Linked DNA regions of Homo sapiens: region 1 is linked to region 2. The links are chromatin loops, found by intact Hi-C in ENCODE. Cell type or tissue: CD14-positive monocyte. All regions are shown on one strand. Links, peaks and the distances in the headings refer to the core of each region. The heading gives the core; the rest is flanking DNA.

Region 1 (8,323 bases), core at 304-8,303, 510 kb before region 2:
TGTGCTAAATGCACCACTCTGGTGGGGATGGTGATAGTGTGTATGTGGGGGGACTGGGCATGTGTGGGGGCAGGGGGCACATGGGAACTCTGTACTTTCTGCTCAATTTTACTATGAAACTCAAACTGCTCTAAAAAATAAAGTTTATTTTAAAAACTGAAAATGAAAATGAAACAAAAGAATTTGAACATACAATCAAAGAGATTCGCTAACAGAGCTGAAAGAAGGGCATTTCTCATTCAGCGTAAATTCATGCTTCACTACTGTTCTCACTCCTTATAGTGACTCCAGATTAATATATACACATGTTTATAGATCTTCTAATGATCTGGGTGAGTATAATTACATTGCAATATTTTTTTTTTCCTCATAACAGCTTTAAGGTGTTAAACAGAAACACTTAAAACATCCTGTAATTTGGGATTTAGAAATTTTTAAATATTCTGCTGGGCATGGTGGTGGCTCATGCCTGTAATCCCAGTACTTTGGGAGGCCAAGGCGGGCAGATCACCTGATGTTAGGAGTTCGAGACCAGCCTGGCCAACCTGGTGAAACCCCATCTCTACTAAAAATACAAAAATTAACCAGATGCAGTGGCAGGCACCTGTAGTCCCAGCTACTTGGGAGGCTGAGGCAGGAGAATCACTTGAACCCAGGAGGTGGAGGTTGCAGTGAGCTGAGATCGCGCCACTGCACTCCAGCCTGGGCAACGAGAGCAAAACTTTGTCTCAAAAAAAATTTTTTTTTTTTTAATATTCTGGTGGGCCCCACAAATGGAAGTAGTTATGGCCCCTCTCCAGTGTGAAGGGCCCCACCCTCAGTCCCTTTCACAGGCCAGAGATGTCTCACCCCTCAGGCCCTTCTTCACTCCTCACGTGGTCTCCTACTCAATCCCGAGGTGGGACTCCCTCCTGTCATTCCCCATGGTGACACTTCACGTTGCTTCACCTCAACTCAGCTGGCTCTGTTGGCCCTGAGGCCCCCTGCAGAGCCCCAGCCGGTGTGCAGGGCTTCCTCCTCAGGCACTCCAGGAAGCCCTGGAGTTTCTTTCGTGCAGCTTCTCTGTCACCCCCTACGACAGCTCACAGGTCTGAGCTCGCCAAGCCGGGGGAGGCAAATGAGCAGATCTGGGCTATTCCAACTCGAGCACTCCTGATGTCACTGTGAACCTAGGTTTGTGGCATGAGAGAAAGCAGATACACCACGTGAGATGCAAAAGGTTAAATTAAAAATCCCAGGGTAGTGAATGTGATTGTCTTGTTTTTTTTTTTTTGAGACGGAGTCTTGCTCTGTCACCCAGGCTGGAGTGCAGTGGCACAATCTCGGCTCACTGAGGCCTCCGCCTCTTGGGGTCAAGCAATTCTCCTGTCTCAGCCTCCCGAGTAGCTGGGACTACAGGCGTTGCCATCACACCTAGCTAATTTTTGTATTTTTAGTAGAGACGGGGTTTCGCCACGTTGGCCAGGCTGGTCTCGAACTCCTGACCTCAGGTGATCCACATGCCTCGGCCTCCCAAAGTGCTGGGATTACAGGCGTGAGCCACTGTGCCTGGCTGAACTTGTGTATTTTGTGCTAAGATGTTACGTGTATTTTTTCCTGGCTGTTCAATGAGAGGCCTGAAAACAAGGCCAAAGGTAAGCACCCTTATGTTCTAATTGTGTTCTCTAAACACCATTCCCCACTGAAAGAAACCAGGGGTTGGCAGACAAATGGCTGATTCCAGGTCTGGGGCAGAAGAGGAGCAAGATGAGGACATCTAGTAGCACTAGAAAGCAAGGATAGTATGCAGGTCATATAGGTTAGATGTCTATCCCTGCCCAAATCTCACGTTGCAATGTAATTCCCAATGTTGGAGGTGGAGCCTGGAGGGAGGTGTCTGAATCATGAGGCTGGATCCCTCATGAATGGCTTGGGCCATCCCCTTCATAACAAGTGAGCTCTTGCCCTGAGTTTTTGCGTGATCTGGTTGTTTAACAGTGTGTAGCACCTCCTCCGCCATTCTCTCTCTTTCTCTATCTCTCTCTCTCTCTTGCTCTCGCTCTCTCTCTTGCTGTGTGACACGCCTGCTTCCCTTCTCCTTCCACTATGACTAGAAGGATCCTGAGGTCTCCCCAGAAGCCAAGCAGATGTTGGCACCATGCTTCTTGTACAGAATTGTGAGCCAGTTTAAAACCCTTTTCTTTTCTTTCTTTCCTTCCTTTCCTTTCCTTTCCTTTCCTTTCCTTTCCTTTCCTTTCCTTTCCTTTCTCCTTTCCTTTCCTTTCCCTTCCTTTCCTTTCCCTTCCTTTTTTTTTTAGACAGAGTTTCACTCTGTCGCCCAGGCTGGAGTGCAGTGGTGTGGTCTTGACTCACGCAACCTCCACCCGCCAGGTTCAAGTGATTCTCCTGCCTCAGCCTCCCGAGTAGCTGGGATATAGGCACTCGCCACCACGCCCAGCTGATTTTTGTATTTTTAGTAGAGACAAGGTTTCACCACGTTGGCCAGGCTGGTCTTGAACTCCTGACTTCAGGTGACCACCCGGCTCAGCCTCCCAAAGTGCTGGGATTACAGGTGTGGGATTACATGCCCGGCAAAATCCTTTTCTTAATAAATCACCCAGTCTCAGGTAATTCTTTTTTTTTTTTCTTTTTTTTGAGATGGAGTCTCGCTCTGTTGCCCAGGCTGGAGTACAGTGGCGCAATCTCGGCTCACTGCAACCTCTGCCTCCCAGATTCAAGTGATTCTCACTGCCTCGGCCTCCTGAGTAGCTGAGATTACAGGCATGCACAACCATACCCGGCTAATTGTTTGAATTTTTAGTAGACCTGGGGTTTCGCCATGCTGGCCAGGCTGCTCTTGAACTCCTGACCTCAGGTGATCCCCTGCCTCGGCCTCCCAAAGTGCTGGGATTGTAGGCGTGAGCCATGGTGCCCAGCCGATTGCTGCTAATATTATAAAAGAGGCACAGGCAGCCATGATATGCCTCCTGATGAAAGAATGATTGCCACCTAGAGAGGATCTTGCCAAAAAAAAATCAGATCTGAATCCAATCAAGCATCTATAGATCCAACTACCGATTCAGGAAATGCAAAGGAGAAAGAATGTGCGGCCCGGTGACTCTCAGGCTTCCGAGTGTTCATGAGTCCCTGGCGGGCTTGCCGGGTGAAAAGTCTGGTACAGCAGGTCTGGGTGGGGCTTGAGACATTCTGCATTGCTAGCACGCTCCCCGGGGAGGCCGTGCTGCTGGCCCACAGACTACTCACCCTGAGTCGTGAGGTGTTAGATGATGCCATCATGGTGCAAACGGCAAAAGCACATCAGGATAAACTCTAGGGGATGAACAACATGGTTTTCTTCAACAAATACATTGAAAGAAAGGAAGGAGACTGGGCACAGTGGCTCATGCCTGTAATCCCATCACTTGTGAGGCCGAGACAGGCCTGGGCAACATGGCAAAACTGTGCCTGTTATCTCAGCTACTGGGGAGGCTGAGGCATGAGAATCACTTGAACCTGGGAGGTGGAGGTTGCAGTGAGCCGAGATCACATCATTGCACTCCAGCCTGGGTGACAGAGTGAGACTTTGTCTCAAAAAAAAAAAAAAAAAAAAGAATGAAAGAAAGGAAGGAAGGAGATTAAAACAGTCTTAAGACACATCAACCAGTTGCAGCAGGGGTCCTTCATTGAATCATGATTCCAAAAAAAGTGACACTTGTGAGATAATTGGAAATTTGAATACTGACCAGGTTAGTTAGCTAGGGCAAAGTACCATAAACTGAGTGGTTTCTTAGAATAACAAAAACTTATTTTCTCCCCATTCTGGGGCTAGAAGTTAGATATCAGCTGTTGGCAGGGCCACGCTTCCTGGAAAGGCGCTTGGGAAGGTCCCTCCTTGCCTCCCCCAGCTTCTGGTGGCCACAGACTTTCCCTAGCGTGTGGCAGCATCGTTTCTCATGTGGCGTTCTCCCTGTGTCACTTTGCTAGTCTTCCCTCTGTGCGTGTCTGTTTCTGTCTAAATTTCCCTTTTTGATAAGGACACTAATCATGTTGCATCAGGGCCCACCCTAATGACCTCATTTAAGCTTGGTTACCTCTGTATGGACCCTTTCTCCAAATAAGGTCACATTCTGAGGTCCGGGGAGTGGGACTGCAGCATAGCTTTCTGTTGGGGGGTGGGGACACAACTTAACCCATTACACTAGATTTCTGAGACTGTCAAGGAGATGGCACTAATTTTCTAAGGTGTCATAATGGTATTATGGTTATGTTTAAAAAGTTTCTGTTTTCTTTTAGATAAACATCCAAAAGACTTACAAATGAAATGTTATGATATATACAGTTTGCTGTAGAATGATACGGGGGCGGCAAATGTGCAGCAGTAATAGACGAAGTGACCCTGGCTCATGTCCATAATTGTTGAACCCAGGGGTATATGGGGTCAGTATATTATTCTGTTTACTTTCATAAAAGTTTGATGTTTTTTATAATAAAGGTAAAACAAAAAGAGAAAAACGAATAGCAAGCAACAAAAACAAGAAACTTTCCACAGAGCTGACTCGGCCCCTCCCTTGACCCTCCTTGTACTCCTGGAGAGGGTCCCCACGGGCCTCCCCCTTGCACAGCAGCCTGGCTGGGGCTTCCCTCCTAAGTCCCCCATCCCCAGGCTTCCTTGTGCCCAGAAACTTCCCCTGAGCCCCGTTGCCACCAGGGCTGCCTCCACGTGGTGTCCCTGCTCCCAGCCCGCTCTCGCCTGCACAGGAAGAGCCAGTGCAGTCTTTGCCCTCATGGGGGCAGCCACCACTCAGGGAAGAGATGCCCGGCCCTGGCACAGCTGCAGGCTGGAGCTCCGCCCCAGTGGGTACTGCTGTGAGCCAGTCTGCTACATCCTCGTCTTCGGCCGGCCTGATGGCCTTTGAAAGGACAGTGGCTGGGATGTGCTTCTCTTGAGAAGGAAAATTCAGCCTGACTCCACTTGGGTCAGCTCTCCTCGCCTGGCTCTTTGAGGGGCTCTGGGCCAGGCCTCAAAGGCACGGCATTAAGGCCCAAAGATCCCCTGGGAGGAAGGCCCCATCAGCAGAGGGAAGGAGGCTACTAGCGAGTGCCCCCTAAGAACTCCTGTGATCTCTGTCCCAGGGCCCTTCCCCTCCACGGGGAGAGAGCCTTCTAGAACCATAAACAATGACTACAAGACAAACAGCCTTGTGACCAATGATGGGAGCTTGCAAGTGTTTACACTGCGTAGATCAACACCTTTAAGAAAAAAACTTAACAATGAAGCAAGTCTTAGGTAAAATGTCCCCTGACCTCTTTCGGGTCACACACGGCATCTCCCAGGCCTTTCTCCAAGGGCATCTTCCGAGGCTGACCCCTTCCCCACCATGATCCCACAGGGCTGGAAGGGTGGAAGGGAGGAAGTGCAGGGAAAAAGGATGTAGCAAGGGGTCTCATGCACTCTATCCATCCATGTGAATATCCCTGTCCTCTATAAATAGGAAACCATCCAGGCAGATGTTTTTTTTCTGCAAGTGTAGACTGCGAACTGCATGCTGCGGCCTGAAGAATCCCACCAGCTAGTGACGCCCCAAGCACACCCTGTTCTCCCACCAGGGGTTTCCACCCTGTCTCCACCCTGGAATCTCAGAGAGTTTCCAAATGCCCCTCCCCAGATGGAGGAGATCAGAACCACTTTCTAGTTTCCCCAAGTGATGGCAAGGTGCAGCTAGGGTAGGTGATCAGGAAGGTCTCTGTCCAGCATGAGATGAGGTGCCCGAAGGCGATGGAAGGCAGGTGCCAAGGCACATTTCTGGTGGATGGAGACTAGTAATAAAATGACAGGGACAACGTTGGGGTAAAGGGTCTCGGATTGGGGGAGGATGAAACCAGGGTGGAGAACTTGAATAACGGATGACATTCAAAAAGCACCCACTCTGCAGGGGCCTCTTTCAGGCTGCTCTTTTTTGGCGTGACTTTGGCTCCACAATGGCCCAGGCGGAAGAGCCACAGGGATGCTGAGGCCACTGCAACCTTCAAGGTGGGCGTTTCCAGGCAGAGGAGGCAAGAACAGTTGGTGGGTGGGCCAAGAAGGACCTTGCATCCTGTCTCAGCGTCTGTGGACTTTGCCTTATTTGTGAATTTTAAGCAGCATCAGATTTGTGCTTTAGAAAAATTGCTGCCATCTGAAGCGGGGATGGGTTGGGGAGAGACTGGAGTCAGGAAAACCAAGTGAGGAGGCTGTTGCCTTGTTGGGAAATAACACCACCATGCACTGCAGCTGGGGCTGGAGGTTTGGCGGGGAGTGGCTAAGGTGGGGAGTGTGGGTGGGATGCAGAGATGGGGAGATCTCCCTTTCCCGGAAGGCATCTGGATGTTCCCAGAGTTCCCCACAGCTCTACAACTCGGGCAAAGAAGGTCAGCCCCTTTTTCTAAGACGGTCCTCACTCCCAGCCTCTTTCTTCAAGGCTCGGTGCCTCCATGCTCCTTGCCACCATTCATGCTGGTGGAGGAGGCTGCTTGTGGGTTGCTGTGAATATCTCAACTCTTCCTAGGGGAGGTGAGAAGCCTCCTGCACACAGGCTATGTTGCCGCCACTCTGTGTCACCAGAAACCACATCAGAAATTTCCCAAGATTTGATCAACATCAAATTGATGACACTTTGACCTGCAATCTGCCTTGGTATGTAAATATAGCTGTTCTTTCAGATTAGACGTCGACAGGCTTCTATTTCTCCTGCACAATCAAATTGGTTTGATTTGCTGTTTCAGAAACCATGTTCTTTACAGTTGATCCCCACACATCTAGTAATCCCTGTGCTTAAGAGAGAATGCAAGAGTCCGGAGACACAAGTAAAGCCCAAATGGCCAGAGCCAGGATTCCTCTTAGGGAGGGAACCCCCATTACTCAACAAAACACCTTCTTGAAGTATGCTGGAAGGGGATGAGTTGTGGTTTGGAAGGAGACGGGAAAACAGAGCTAACTGTCATATGAAGAAATAAGCTATGATTTGATGGCCGGGCCCGGTGGCTCACGCCTGTAATCCCAGCTGCTTGGGAGGCTGAAGCAGGCGGATCGCTTGAGCCCAGGAGTTCGAGACCAGCCTGGGCAACAGGGCAAAACCCCATCTCTACTAAAAAATACAAAAATTAGCCAGGCGTGGTGGTGCGTGCCTGTAATCCCAACTGCTCAGGACGCTGAGGCAGGAGTATTGCTTGAGCCCGGGAGGCGGAGGTTGCAGTGAGCTGAGATTGCGCCACTGAACTCCAGCCTGGGCAACAGAGTAAGACTCTGTCTTAAAAAAAAAAAAAGTAAGAAAGAAAAAAGAAAGAAGCTGTGATTTGGGAGGGCAGAGAGCTGAAGAGAGGGGGAGGGGTGGGAGGAAGGGGGCGCCAGGCCACGGAAAAGGGAGCCACAAACGAATCTTGGTGATGGGGTTATTGCTGGGCTCCTAATTGCTTTTGTGAAGGGATAATAAAAACTTAGAACACCAATTCACTCTGCCAAAAGAAAAAAAATTAAGCTGAAAGCTGAGTTATGCAAGAAGCTGCCTTTCCTTTTGTTCCTAAGCAGATAGTGACAGATAAAAAGTTAAAGATCTCCACAGGTAGCTCCTCTCCATTCACCTTATCTTATAGTGAGCACCAGGCCAGTTCATTAGTGACTATGTGCCCCTACCTGCTTCTTTTCTCTTGCAACATTTGGATTCAGTAATGAGACCACACCTTCCCTCTGTCCCCTCCAGCTGGCTTTTCCTTTTTAAATATTGGAGTGCTCAGAATCATCTTTGGAAAAAGGCATAGACTTGTCTCTTAGGCACACATCCTTAACCCTGGCAAAATAAACTTCTAAATTGATTGAGGCCTACCCCAGATACTCTCTGGTTTACACTTCTATAAATCTCTGTGAGTTAGGGTGTTCCTACTTGATGAAGGTTTACACTGCTATCATTAAAGTGCCCCAAATCATCAGTAAAATCCACTCAGGTGTCTTAGGTGAGCCATCTTGGGAGCACAGGGTGGATTAAGGAGAAGCAGTGCAGTTCTACCTTCAGGCTGGTGCAGAGATGAAGGACGTGGCAGATGAGTGAGAACGTGGGTCCACACGGAGTCACAGGTGATCAGGAGAAGAGCAGCCACCAGGGCACCAGGAGAAATCTTGGAGAGAGCCCTGGACAGGCCACAGGATGAAGGCTCGGTGGCATGGCCCCACATTGAGCTTCCAAAGTCAGGGCGACCCCGAGGAACACCTGGGTTTTATATAGATATATACAGAAGCCACCACATACACCTGCCCACCAGGATAAAACTACCCTGTTTCAAGGTACATATTAAATAAACTCAGCTCAAAGAT
Region 2 (8,266 bases), core at 267-8,266:
CCATCTAGCCTGAGAGGCCCCAGCCGTCCCTGCTGCCAGAGTGAATCTTCTCCCTCGGCCTGGCCCCTGAGGAGACACTGGCATGCACAGCAGTGGTGGTGGGACCCTTCATGAAGTCAGCTGTGCATGTGGCCCATGCCGGCTGCCAGTGTCCTCTGAGGCTGCGCTTGTCTTTAGCCTCCCCACTCGAGCCATGTTAGACAAACAGAAGAGAGATGCAGCAAGAGCTTATTGCACCAGGGACTGTGTTCACACTCTGCGTTCCATGTTGCCTTCACAGTAGCCTGTGAGACTGGGATAGGTGTGCTAGCCCACTTCCAAGACCACTTCCACAGAGGAGGCAAGTCCCTTGGCCAGCTAGTGAGAGATGGAACCAGGATTTGAAATCAGGCTGCTTGGAACCTGTGTTCCTAACTCCTGGGGGCCATACTGCCTCCTTCTGTGTTGGCATTTAGCAGCAGCTAGGAGCTGTCAAGATCTGACCTTTGTACCAGCCAGGTGAAGGAAGCGGGGTCCGGTGTGGGGAAGGTGACCCACCTAGAGGACCAGAACCAGGCCTCTGCCCTGGCTGGGCCTCTCACTTGGGCTCCAAGCCTTTCATGCTGTTTAAGGAGCAAGATGGAAGTGGCGCTGACAGCAGATCTCACAGCCGCGGGTGGGGACAGAGTCTTCTTCGGCTGCCCAAGGTACCAATATCCAGATCAGCCAGGTGAGGAGGGGACCGTGGTCTTGCTCTTCCTAGGCCACAGACCCCTGGTTCCTGCCCCTCAAATATCCTAGCTGAGGTGGTACCCAGAGAGATGGCCCAGTTCGCTGGTCTGTGCTCCAAAGTGAGGGAGATGGTTCTGGATAGGTAGGAAGGTGGGATTATTTTAATTTTCCTCCTATTTTTTCCAGCAAGGCCTGTGATTATTACATTAATCTTCCGGGCGAAGTTTTTACGACTGATCCCTCACCAACTATGAGAAGTTTCTCCATCCATTACTAAGAGGGAAACAGACCCTGGTGGGGAGGAAAATATTTGTTACATCTTATCAGGCTGACACACAATCTAACAACAATTACAGCAGCCTCATTTTTTGCACTATTTCAGCTCCAGTGTGAAAAATTGTTGTAATATTAAAGTGAGGCAGGGTGGGGGCTGGTCATCGGAAGTGGTTGAATATTCCAGGCTCTCAGCGCAGGCTCTCTTGGGTGCCACCCAGGGAGCTGATTGGGTGGCTGAGGAGAGGGAGGGAGGAATTTTCACATAAATCCCAGCGCCCTGTCTCCTGTGCTAATGGCCCCAGAGATACTTGTGAGACTGGGAAGGGCTCTTGAAAGACGCGTCCCTGGCCCTGGCAGGGAAACCACCTTGTGCCCTGCCTCATTTTCTCAGTGCAGATACCTTCTTACTGCCACATGTCTTAGGGTTGCACCTGCCAGATTGATTGGTAGGATAGTTTGTTTTTTAGGACTAAATGAATCATGCTGTCACACCAGAGAGTGACTTCTTGGTTAGCAAACCTTAGCCATTTGTGTAATAAAATGGGGGTACAGAAGGGGGCTGGGGTTGCACTCCCAGTCGACCTCTATCCCTCAGAAACTGGCCAGCCCTGGGCAGAGCAGCTGGGGTACCCCAAGAAGGCCCTGCTCTGGAGGGCTGTGGGCAGAGGAGCAGTGGGAGGGGACCCAGGGGTTCTGGGGCTCAGCAGGGCATGGTATTGATTGCATTTTCCTCCTCTGTGTGGCCCTTGGTCCTAGCCCCATGAGTCTTTGGTTTCCTGGTGTGTGAGTGGGAAGTTCATATCCCATAGACCCATGTGAGGACTTGGTGAAGTGACCCACATGTAGCTGTATCAGGTACCCAAGAGACTAAGAGGCAGTAAAGAGTTCCTGATTCCTGGCCCACTTGGAAAGAGGTCACAGTTTGTCAAACTGGAGGAAGCAGCCTGCTAGGCCCTGCCCCTCCCTATCGCAGACAGCTGGCACTTGGAAGGACCCTTAGGATCCCCCTGTGTTTGGAAAAAGCCCTGTAGCCCAGAGGGGCCAGCACTGGCTCAGGGCCACACAGCCCAAGAGCAGAGGGGGTAGCACGGGGCAACTGCCAGAAACAACGCACTGCTTCTCACTGGGGCCCTAGCATCCCATCCTGGGTGAGGCTCAGCTAGGGCTGAGGCAGCCAGAGGGGGCGAAATGACCACCCCCTTGTCCCAGCCAGTGCTGGTGTTTGTCAGGTCAGACCTGCTCTCATTTGGTGTCTGGGAAAGAGGTCCCTCGGGAGGTAGAACAGTGTTCACCCCCTTCATCCGTGGTCATCCATTCATTCTCCACACAGAAGTTCCTCTTTCTTGCTTCCTCCAGTATGCAGCCACTCCCCTTCCATTTGTTCTGGGGAGAGCAGGCCATAAGAGGATAGGGGGTGAGGGAGGCCTGGGCAGGGGGGCTGGGGAGCTTAGGGTGCAGGGCGGGCCACGCAGCAGGGCCCCGGAACTGTGAAGGGGTGGGCCGGCCACGGGGGCTGCCTGTCGTCCCCTGCTGCCCTGCCGCCCCTCCCGTCACTTGGCGGCAGGCACGGTGATTAATGGCCAGGCCGTGCGGGCTGGGCGGCCATCAGCGCGCGTCTCGGCGACGGATGCGGCTGTCAGGCCGGCCCGGCCCGCGCTGACCCCCGGGCAGGGGCCCGGCGCGATCAATGGGCGGCGCGCAGCGGGCGGCGGCTGGGCCGCCGCGATAAGATGGGCCGATGGGCGCCTGCCGATTGCCCGCTCCGTCACCCGCCGTCACCGTCACCGTCACGCCGCCAGCACGCAGATCAGCGCCGTCAGCGCCGCGTGATTAATGGGGACGCCGGCAGCTGCGGGGAGGGCGCGGGCATGCGGACCCCGCACCCAGAGGGACATGGTGGGGTGCGGGGTGCGGGCTGGGACGCCGCACACGGCACGCTGCACTTACACTGGAGCCGCATGCAGGGAACGGGGGACACGGCGGGATGCGGGCTGCAGGTCTGGGGCACACGGCGCAGGTTTTCACGGGGCTGCGCGCGCGCGTGTGTATGTAGTGGGTGGAGGTCCCGGTGCCACCGTGACACAAGGGCCTGAGTGACTTAGGCCTGAGGGGTGGGGGGAGGAGGGACCACACCTACTGTGACCTCCCCACCGCGATCCCTGCCTGGCCTAGGCCTCAGCCACCAGGTCCACCAGCCTCTTCGGTCTTTGCAAGCCTGCCCACTGTCCCAACCATCTTTGAGAACCCAGACTAGACGGTCAGGACCCCGACCCAAAACCCTTCCACAGGTCCCATGGCTAAATCCCAGGTTCCCCACCCTCCCGGCAGGCCCGCAGGAATGCCGGCCCCGCCTCTCCATGCCGGCCGCCCCCCTGTGCTCCTTTAGCTGTCATCGCAAGTGGTCCCGTCCCCCAGAGCTTCGTCCCTGGGTCGGGTCATGCTGTTGGGGACGCCCTGAGCGCTCTCAGCGCACCGTTGGCCCTGCTCGCTCCCCACCGGGTGAGGAGGGCAAGAGCCGGCTTCCCACCCCCCTCCTCCGCGCCAGAGCGCACAAATCCCCACTCGAAGCGACCTGCCTCTGAGGCACTGCCCCTCCAGAATAGCGCTGGTCCGCCGGGACCCACTCGGAACTCGGGAATCGGGAGGGAGAGGCTCGCCCAACCCAAATACCCACATGCCGCCAGGGAGGAGCCGTGTGCCAGGTGTGCAGAGAGGGGGCCGGAGGGCTTCCCAATGCCAGTGACAGGAGCGCAGCAGGGACAGCCGGGCGCGAGTGTGGGACTGACCCGAAGTCCGAACTGCCAAGGAGAGCGAGACGAGGGGAAGGGGGGGGCCCCGGCTGGGTGGACTGGGGCCTATCCCGTGGGCAGTGGGGATCTCAGGGCCAAGCGGCAGCGGAGGCAGGACCAGCCACTCTCACTTTTCCCCTCGAAAACCACAGCGTTCCAGGGCCGCGAGGCACCCCGCGGGAGCTTGCGAGGACACAGCGCCCCCGTGTGGGCGGACGCGCACAGAGTCGCGCCCGTGGCGTTTCGGGCCCAGGCTCCGCCCCCGCCGCGCTGCCCCTCCCCCCATGGGGGCGTGGCCAGGCCTAGCCCAGGGATCCGAGATTCCAAGTCACACCCAGCACGACTTGGGAAGTCGCGACGAAAGTGCGCGACTTCCCAGCAAGCGAGGTTGAAGTCCCGGCAGGCAGGGAGGAAGGCGTGTGTCCCCCCGTGCATGCGGGGAAGGAGCAGTGGGGGAAGGCTGAGTTGGGCTTTCAATTAAAAAAAATGTGCATACACTTAGTTTTTTGATGCAAAATTGCCAAAGGCGTGTACCGTGAAAACCTACCTCGACACCTGCCCCCTGCCTCCTGTTCCCTTTCCGGAAGCGCCTGCCTTACACCGGTGTGTTCCTCTAGAGATGGCCAGGACCTGGGTGAGGCAGCACACACTCACAGGACCTTCCCAACACTCATTATGAAACATATCACATGGAAAACTGCAAGAATTACAGGCAATCGCCTCTCAGCCTTTGGCTAAGATCAAGTGTAGTGTTCTTATCACTTTAATATCTGCTATCTGAGGACAGTATGTTAAATGGATTTTTGGAGCAGGGAGATGGAATAGGACCTTGCTCTTTCCACTCCATGCATCCACCTGGTATTGCAGTACCTCCAGGAATAGTGCACCCCCTTTGGGGGAATAAAAAAAAAGGATTGCAGGTGAGCCCCCATATCCCTGTCATCTAGGCACTGCACTGCCCATCCCCCTGTCTGCCTGCCAGTCAGTCTTGTCAGTCTTCTGTGCATTTCAAAGTGAGTTGCAGATACAACAACCTCTGTAAATAGTTAAGCATGTGTATAATTATCTAGAGTTCAGTACTTGATTATGGTTTTTTAAGTTTTTTTTTTTTTTTTTTTTTTTGAGACGGAGTTTCGCTCCTGTTGCCCAGGCTGGAATGCAATGGCGCCATCTCAGCTTACTGCAACCACCGCCTCCCGGGTTCAAGTGATTCTCCTGCCTCAGCCTCCCAAGTAGCTGGGATTATAAGCGCATGCCACCACACCCAGCTAATTTTGTGTTTTTAGTAGAGATGGGGTTTCTCCATGTTGGTCAGGCTGGTCTTGAACTCCTGACCTCAGGTGATCCACCTGCTTTGGCCTCCCACAGTGCCAGAATTACAGGCATGAGCCACTGTGCCCGGCTGCTTATGGTTATTTTTAAACGTTAAAAATACAGTGAAATGTACAAATCCTAAGTGGAGCACTCCATGAGTTCTGACTAATGAAACCCAAATCCCAGTGAAGGATATTACTATTGCCCAGAAAGTTCCTTGTGCCAATCTCTAACACACTAGAGGCAACCACTGTTAGAATTTTTTTTTTTTTTGCAATAGATTAGGTTTTCCTGCTCTAGAATTTCATGTAAATGGCATCATACAACATGACTTGTTTCTTTCACTTAGCTTTTGAGCTCCTGAATGTTGTGTGTATGGATAGTTTATTTTTTATTGCTGGGTAAAATGCCACCCTGTGGATCCACCACATGTATCCATTTGCCTGTTGATGGCCACCTAGGCTGTTCCCTATTTTTCAGCTATTATGAACATTCTTGTACAAGTCTTTGTATAGGCATATATTTTCATCTTGGGTTTCAATACCCAGGAGTAGAATAGCTGGGTGTAGGGTAAGTGTATGTCTAGTTTTATGGGAAATTGCTACACCTTTTCCTGATGTAGTCTATTAGTCACTTCCTACCCCCCTTTTAAACACAAATGGTAGCATACGCTATTGTTTCTTGCTTTCTGTATTCTTCCTTGACAGCATATCTTGGAGATTCTTCTAACTCAACATATAAAGAATGTCCTCCTAGTTCCTTTCCACAGGGAGGAGCTGCTGTAATTTATTCAGCCCCCTCCGATGGGCATTTAGATGTTTCTAGCCTTATTGAGCTGTGCTTTGAAGGATGAACAGGAGCTTGTCAGGCAGACAGCAGAGGGAACAAGGCCCACAGGTTTGACAGACACTGCAGAACCCTTACTGCTGGGGCATGAGCTTTTAAGAGGAGAGGCACCTTCTGTTCCATTTCCCCATGAGGCTCAATAATGTTTGCTGAGTGGAAAGGAGTGGGTAATGTGGCCCTAGAAGGGATTGGGGCAGGGGAGTGAGGTGGGCACTACCACTTAGGGGCACACCTGGCTCTCCAGAACCAGGCATTGGTAGGTGCTGAAGCTCAGGTTGGGGCTTTTGCTGACTCTCGGACAGTGCCACATGCCCATCCCCTGGCCCTCATCAGGAATCCGTTGCTCTTCCCCAGGCCATGGGGCTCAGACCCCTCAGAAATGAGATGGGAGGCTCATCCCAGCCTTCCTGAGGACTTCATGCTGGCCTGGCTTCAGCAGGAGCAGGCTGGGGGCGGGGTATGGGGTAGGGCATCAGCAGGTCCAGGGAGGCAGTGGTAAAGCAGCACCATGGATGGAGCGGAGTGCCAGTTGAAGCGGGTGCTGCCCCTGAGCCAAGGGCAGCAAGGGGAAGCTCCGGGGGTGGGGCCTGTTTCCCTAGACTCCTCATTCCTTGCCCCAGCTACGTCCCTAGCAGAAGTACCTGCAGGCAGGACCAGCAGCCAGACAGGGACTTGGAGTAGGAAGTGAGCCTTAGGCTTTTTGTCCTGGCTCGGGAGCTAAGTGACTTTTGGCCACACTCTATTTCCCTGGGCCTCAGTTTCTTCACCTGTAAAATGGACGGACTTGTTTCCTCCTGGGCCTCTAGTGGGGTGAAGTGAGAGCACATGTAGGAAGTGGCTGGGACAGTGCCTGCCCCAAGGGAAAAAGCAGAGTAAGCCTTACCCCCCCATCACTGTGCATTAGTTCCCTGTGCATGGGGAGGAGCCAGGTGGAGAGACACCAGGGCCTGCCATCTTGAAGCGTGCGTGGCTGCTGGAATGTGGGCTCCGTTTGCTCTCAGGCAAGAGGGGCCACGGCCACAGGTGCAAACGAATACCTGAGGCACGAGAGATGGCCTACTGCTTCCCTGGGGCAGCAGGTTTTCTAACATATTTATACTGGCAAGCACCCTGCCTGCCTCAGCAATTCACAGCGCCTGGCTGGTCTGGAGCCTGAGGCCACGTGCTGTGCTCCTGTCCAGGGCCTCCCTGAGCCCTGAGGCCAGCAGGTGCAGAGGGAGCGCGGGGCAGACCTGGCTGCACATGTGTCCTAGCAGTCTCAAAACACAGTGCTGAGGTGTGGCTTCTGCAAGGCCAGGCCCACACCTGTCCATCAGGTGGTCTCAGAGGAACCATCCTGCTCTGACCCAACTCCCCTTGGAAATCAGTTTCCAAGACAAGGTCTAAGACTACAAGGAAATACTGAGGCTGGAGCCCAGCTAAGGAGTAACGACCTCCCACAGCCCTGGTCAGGCCTGCCCTGGGGTTGCCCACCCACCTGCCCCTCAAGTTCCTGAGGAAGCACCAGGCCCAGGTGGTGGGGACGGCGGCAGGTTTGGGGTGAGGCCCTGTCCAGGACTGGGGAGAGTGGAAATGTGGCCTACCACTGGGGGCTTGGTGTAGAAACAGAAAGACTTCTAGACACGTTCTAAGGGAGCAGCCACAAGCCTGCCACTCCCACCCACACAACACTGGGTCCTTCTGGCTTGGCTACAGGTCGGGTCTGAGGCCAGCCTCACAACCAAGTTAAGACTTCTCCAATCACCAGCTGGGTACTGGAGCTGAGGCTCAAAGGGCTTCGAGTTATGGGGCCCTAGGCTCCTGCTAGAAGGTTCCCACTCTTCCACGGGGTGGCAGGCGCCCTGGCTCAGCGGAGGCCTCTGCATTCTCACGGGACAGCCAGTGCACTCTGCCTCACGGGCAGAGCCCTGCAGCAGCTCCACATGTGGCCCAGCACCCATATCACTTTATCACAAATGTGAGCACCAGGTTGACATGACCATCAGAAGGGAACTTTTCCAGGCAAAATGCCTGAGTGCCCCAACCAAGCCTTTGACACACACAAAGCTGCAACCAAGCTTTGCGCCTCACTGGCCTTTTTGGGAATAAAATCTAATTTAAAATCAAGAGAACATGATCAAGTACCTTGTAAAAAACTGGCTTTATTTGTCACTTATTCACCTTATCTCAGTTATGCCATTTTGGCGTCCACAGTGACAGTCCCCTGGAAGCTGGGGTCAGCCCCCACCCACCCACCGTGACCATCACCCACAGGGCGTGAGTGTGGGCCTTGCAGGGCCCAGCCGATGGTTACAGGCTGCAGGCGGGACTATGGGGCTCCTCCTGAGGCC

The links. Hi-C counts contacts between places; a loop is a spot of excess contacts. Peaks named below come from ENCODE experiments on the same cell type or tissue, not always from the same donor. Only the 100,000 strongest peaks of a DNase experiment are listed, where the experiment ranks them.
Region 1: a loop joins it to region 2, with 3.0 times the contacts of the local background. A loop is called at or near these places in 4 of 110 quality-filtered maps.

Annotation. Positions count from the first base shown.
Region 1 is chr3:128,581,045-128,589,367 of GRCh38, reverse strand. It overlaps LOC124909430 (a long non-coding RNA gene), which reads left to right. Exons shown (of 2, transcript XR_007096077.1): 2 at 1-163. Among named protein-coding and RNA genes, the nearest start is that of LINC01565, 9.1 kb to the right of the region's middle. In CD14-positive monocyte, for the core only: CTCF peaks have their summits at 4,621 and 4,823; DNase peaks (open chromatin) are centred at 1,037, 3,947 and 4,747; H3K27me3 peaks cover 433 bases.
Region 2 is chr3:128,071,475-128,079,740 of GRCh38, reverse strand. It overlaps SEC61A1 (SEC61 translocon subunit alpha 1), which reads right to left. Exons shown (of 12, transcript NM_013336.4): 12 at 8,058-8,266. It overlaps RUVBL1-AS1 (RUVBL1 antisense RNA 1), which reads right to left and starts at 3,931. Exons shown (of 2, transcript NR_046645.1): 1 at 3,662-3,931; 2 at 685-1,002. It also overlaps a transcript of RUVBL1 not described here and the pseudogene RNU2-37P. RefSeq lists silencers at 2,334-2,433, 3,775-4,214, 4,225-4,274. In CD14-positive monocyte, for the core only: CTCF peaks have their summits at 3,764 and 3,967 (motif pointing left); DNase peaks (open chromatin) are centred at 2,330, 2,780, 3,090 and 3,980; H3K4me3 peaks cover 2,619 bases; H3K27ac peaks cover 5,027 bases.